Regions from separate parts of the Homo sapiens genome. Here region 1 is linked to region 2. A link is a contact called in ENCODE Hi-C or POLR2A ChIA-PET data. All regions are on one chromosome and are shown on one strand. Each heading gives the region's core, a stretch centred on a gene start or an enhancer-like site at or near the end of the contact. The rest is flanking DNA. Distances are from core to core; before and after follow the strand shown.

Region 1 (2,751 bases), core at 185-2,684, 80 kb after region 2:
TTATTACTCTATAAATGTGGGTTGAATAAATAAATCAATGAATTGTTCATCTTAGTGTTACCCACAGCATCCAGGAGGCCACTTTGCATATATGACAATAATTGTGGATTTCAGTTACATAACACTGTACAGTTTACCAAGCTTATTATCTAATCATCTCACAAGCACTCACTGAGAAAGATATTTTCACTTTTCAGGTGGAAAACAAGATTCAGAAAAGTTCATCGCTATGTGTAAAGACATTGGTAAAATGGCAAAACCAGATGTTGAACCTAGATTTTCTGACTCCCAATTAAAGTACCTTCAATTGACCACACCTGCTCTTCAGTTAATCAACAAATGTATGGAGATTAAATTAAACACTGCAGAGTACCCAAAGAATGCTGAGTAAAGCTGAGAAAGGAAAAGCTGAGAAAGGATCCTCCCCAACGTCCTATGTCAATAGATAACATGAACATCGAAGTTAGTTAGATATTATGCTTCTATTAGGGGAAGGGTCAAAGCAAAACATTCTAAAACCAAAACGATTACAGTTAACACCTGTTTGTTAAGAAAATGTCAAGTGAAGGAGGGTTGGAACAGTGTCTGAAGAAGGACAACAGAGAAATTATTAGCCAGAACACCTCTGATCTCAGACCACACTGCTCATCTGGGCAATTCCACAAATTCTGCCTGAAGTATGAGACTCTATCCCAAGAAAATTATTCTAAATCTACAAAAATCTATTTGAACAAAGATGTCCATCACGGCATTGCTTATATTACATTGCAAAAACACTTAAATAACTTCAGTGTCCAGATATGGAGAGACAGTTGACTAAATTACAGTACATCCACTAAGGAACATTTATAATTTTTTTATATTTGTGGATGTTTAAACATGGGAGAAATGTTGGGCGGGTTATAATGGTAAATTTTAGAACGTGATACTATGTGATCAAAGGAGTTAAACGTTCATAAAGAAAGTCCATCAAATTTTAACATTTGGAAAGAAGGAACAATGAGTGGCATTTTCTCCTTTTCCCTTTTCCATGTGCATGTATCACTTTTATAACAAAAAACTTCTTTTAAGAAAACTGTCTTTAAACAAACAGGCAAACAGGGCTTAGCCTTCCTGCCCACCCCCACTCCACCCCCATTGTGGGTAATGAAGCATAAATAAGAGAAAGTAATGATCCCACATTCTGTCTGGAAAACGGGCTTCTACTCTAATCAAGGAGATAATCTCTATCTCTAAGTTGTTGATCTAAGTTCCTGGGTGGGTCAAGAAAGATCATCCCTCTTTGGAAGGATGTGGCAAATATTCAATCAACAGTCTAACCTGATGCCCAAGGTCACACAGCTCTGCAGAACTGACTCCCAGCACCGGATTCAACTCAACTATCAGAGCAGAGCTGCTCATATTCCCAAAGTGCCCTGGCTGGCTTCTGGCAGAGCCACTTTGCTCCGGGTCACATCATTGTTGGGTGGCCTTACATGTTTGGATAATCGCAGCCCAGCTCTGGGAGATGTTACTCACACTGTGTAAGAGAGTCAGCCACATTAAGTCCTCAGTGATAAAGAGCCTAGAATGTCAAATGCCCTTGCATTTGCCAGCCCAAAGGCTGGCAGAATTTCCAAACCCTCCTGGGCTCCCCTCTGGCCTATGAAGGAGCATCCCAGCCTCCCTTTCTTCAAAGGTCAGTAGGGTTTCCCTAGGGTGCATTGGGGTTAAAGATGATCTTCCAAGATGACAGAATCTCACACCTTCCTGATGGGCATCCAGAGAAACAGGTGGAACCATTAAAACTCACCTGAGAGATTAAGCACAGCTCAGGGATTAATCCCTTGGATTCTGAGGCCAGACTACAGGGGTTCAAAATCCAGCTCCACCACTTGAGAGCTAAGTAAACATGACAAGTTACTTAACTATGTTTCAGTACTCCCAATGAGTTAATGTATGCAAAGCACTTCGAATAGGACCAGACCCATACTAAGAACCACATAAGGGTTAGGTCTTCGTTCATTTGCAAATATTGGTTGAATGCTTCCTAGTACTAGGGGCAACCATTGTAGTCCACCAGCAGGGGCCTAGCTCCATGCTGAGCTTTAAGTACAGTATCTTTTTTTAATGCTTACAAAAACCATGCAATGTAACTCTGAGTATTTCTGTTCTATACCTGAGAACTAATGCTGAGAGGAGGAAGCAGCTTGCATGAGTTCTATATGACAAAGTCCCCATTCAAACCTAGGTCTCTGGGGACTCAAAAACAAAATGTTTTCCCAGATGAGGTCCCTATTCTTCAAAGAATCGTATCTGTAAGAAATCCTAAAAACATTACTTACTCTGGCCAATAATCAGTATTTATTTCCTAAGCAATAAACCTTCTTTCAAACCAAACGGTCTCTGTAAACACAATAGTGTTTCTTAGCAATCACATGTGCAAAGTCCCCAAACCAGCTATTTTTAAGTTAGAACCAGCCCCACCCCCACAAACAGAATGATAAAGGACTCCCCAAGACAAAGATATTCCACTTACCAACTGTTCCCATGAAATACTTCAATTCCCTTCACTCCATAGTTATTTATTGCCCAGAACTAATTTCCTAGCCTTTATGAAGCAGATTGTCTCTTACAGTTCCTGAGAGTTAATTGTGTGCATCTCTTCCCAACTCCATTCTGTGAATCTATTTTGGAAATTTGAAATTCGAAATGGTGGGAATATTTATATTACAGAAACTGGCAAATGCTAATGTCCACCAACAGCTGAAT
Region 2 (2,737 bases), core at 214-2,713:
ACTGTAAACACCACTCCGAGAGCTGCTGCGTTGCAGGCATCTAAACTGTCAGGAAAGCCTGCCAGCCAGAGACAAGGTTTCCAAATAAATTTACAGTCTCCACTAGCGGTGGCTAGACAAGTCAAAAATCAAATTATTTGGCATGGTTTCCCATTGAAATCAATGGCAATGAAGCTCACTTGGACTATATATGGAATGGCTTTTATAAATTGCACCTGTCAATAAGGACCCCTTAAAGAAACACATACTACCTTAATGCTTCTCCTTAGAAACTTTGAATATCAAGCTAACTTAGATCAACACATTTTTTATTTGTCTTTTGTTTGTGTGTGTGCTTTCAAAAACAATAACAGCAGCAAAACAAACAAACTGGCAGGAAGCTGGTTTTCCCATCAGTGCCCTTGTTAGAAACAGAATGTCTAGAGAATATGCTTGGAGAAAAGCCATATTTTTAAACCACACTAGATATCTGATGCCAAATGACTGATGAAAGTAGTATCTAGTAGTAATGGAAGGTGTCTTTGGGACCTGCCCAGTGACTGAGGAGCAAGCTGTGAATATACAGCTATCCCTCAAGCTCCTGACTGGAGTGACCAGCAGTTCACTGATGATGAAATATTTTTACAGAAAATACCATGTATTTTCAGGTCACCTCTCCTCAGTACCCAAAAACAGACAGAACCCAATGAAGTGAATGAAATTCAGAGATCTCCATCCATCAGGGCAACTAGAATTCTGGCCACTCTATTTCATTGTTCAAATATTGCAAGAAAACCCCAATATCGTTTCTGCCCCCCCTTTCTCCACAAGAGCCTTTCCTTCTAGTAAACATTTCTCCACCAAAAAGAACCCCAGGAAATATCAGAAGTTCGACTGGGCTAAGGAGAGGGAAAAAAGAAATGTAGCAGCCAGAATGCATGTTGAATTTTAACTGTTGGTAAGTTCTTGGACCACCTGCCCAAGTGTATGCAAGCAGTTTGCAGAGAAAAATTCTTCCTTCAATTAAAAGTCCCTGTCTGGGTCTCAAACTTTTCTCCCTGGGCAAAAAGGATCAGAAACACCTCATTGAGTATTGGGCCACCATAACTGACTCATCAAAGGACATCTCTCCTTCCCCCCAAAAAAGCATGACTTGGAACAGCAAGGCATTCTAAGACAGAAAGACAACCCTCTCTGTGTTGGAAGAAAAGTAGCAGTGACTGTAATTAACAGAGCAGCAGTTGTGGAACTTCTAGGGTTGTATTTAAAGGCCCATGCAGGAACAGGGTGAGCAGTCGTGACTGCGGCTGTGTGGTAAAATAAGGATGGGAGCGGGAAATGGGGCAGGAGAAGTAAATAGGTATACTTACAGCCCGCGGAGCCGAAGCCAGATTTTCTCGATCTGTTCCGGTTGCAGGTATTTCAGAGAGTTGCTCTCAAATTCTTCAATCTCCTTGGTTGGCGACTCCATAGCTGCAGGTAGGTGACCACTGGCGGTGAAGCTGAGATAGTTTGGGCTGTCCCCTCCCCGTCTCCTCGCCCAGCTCGCGATGCCCAGCCAGGCGCGGCGCGCGTTTGCCCGGCACTTTCTCGGCGCGCTCCCCCTTCTGCGCCCCCAGACTCCGACTTAGAGCGGACTCCGATCGCGGCAAACCATGGCCCCAGGTGCGCTCCGGAGGCAGCTGCGGGAACCAGCCATGGTCCCGGGCTAATGCCCAGGGATAAGCACAGGGATAGGGATAGAGATAGGGATTGGGATTGGACTCCAGCTCCAAGAGAAAGCACCTCGGGTCTATTCGTATTCTCCCCCTACCCCCAAACAAAGCCACAGAAGCGATCAGCGCGCAGCTAAAGGGTTTGGAGGTGAAAAGGAGGGCTGGGTGGGGAGGAGAGAAAGTGAGAAGGGAGAGAAAAGCGGCGGCTGAGCAAAGCGGGAGCCGGCGCGGGCGGTGGGGCCTGACCCGGACGCCGCGCACCCGGCTCCGCCCCGCGCCCAGCGCCCCGCTCACTCCCTGGCCGCGCCTGCCTTCGCGCCCCTCTGTTTTCTCTCACTTACCAGCAGCTCTGCTGACAAGCGAGAAAACTGACAAGTGAGAAAAGTCGTCTGTCAGCGCCCGGGCTGGTGTCTGGGCTGTCACCGCGGGCGCGGAGGGAGGGGCGCGCGGGCACCGCCGTCTGCCGGGCACACGCTGGGCTCCGACCCCGGCCGGGCACACTCACCCCCGCAGGGCAGCCGCGGCCACCACCGACCTGCGGAGCTGCGTGGGCTTCCGGAACCCTCACCTCAACAAGAGCTCGGCTCCGCGCGCAAGTAGGAGGGAAGGGAAATCCTTATCCTCCCGGGGCCAGGGCACGCAGAAGCCGCGAGGCTTCGCGGAGGTTGGGCCTGGAGGTCCCCCACAGCCTCACTCTCGCACCCGCCACAGAACCGGATCCATTTTGAAATATTGAAGCGACTGATGGGGACGAAGGGAACCACACACCACACTCAAAAACTCTTGATGTTTTCTTGCTAAAGGGGCTCTCTCGCTCGCGCTCTCTCTCCTCCCTCATTCCCTCCCTCCCTCCCTTTCACCCCCCCACCCCCATCTCTCTCTCTTGTGCGGAAGAAAAGGAGAAAATATACCAATAGTGAGGAGGTAAGTTTCTTCAGATCAATATCACACGCTACTCAAGAGGGTCCCTCCTGGGTGCTGGCTGGGCGGCTGTGGATGGTGACAAAGTTTCAGCTCCACAAAGCTGCAACTCACTGTCAGGG

What was found. Hi-C counts contacts between places; a loop is a spot of excess contacts on that map. ChIA-PET counts read pairs that join two places held with the same protein, here RNA polymerase II (POLR2A). Pooled maps may share reads with other maps.
Region 1: a map of heart right ventricle shows a loop between it and region 2 (4-fold over the local background). The contact joins the enhancer-like site here to the promoter of PDE1C in region 2. A Hi-C loop is called at or near these places in 37 of 168 maps with a recorded cell type or tissue (Calu3, IMR-90, Right ventricle myocardium inferior and 13 more) and 19 of 50 pooled maps. POLR2A ChIA-PET finds 5 or more read pairs at or near these places in 1 of 52 experiments (AG04449).

The regions. Positions count from the first base shown.
Region 1 is chr7:32,148,762-32,151,512 of GRCh38, forward strand. It overlaps a transcript of PDE1C not described here. Among named protein-coding and RNA genes, the nearest start is that of PDE1C, 80 kb to the left of the region's middle. Within about 2 kb of position 1,435, at least 3 of the 41 ENCODE cell types and tissues checked have a DNase peak (open chromatin) inside an H3K27ac peak, as active enhancers do; they include heart left ventricle and heart right ventricle, where a contact is called at or near this core.
Region 2 is chr7:32,068,944-32,071,680 of GRCh38, forward strand. It overlaps PDE1C (phosphodiesterase 1C), which reads right to left and starts at 1,464. Exons shown (of 18, transcript NM_001191057.4): 1 at 1,350-1,464. The coding sequence starts at 1,450.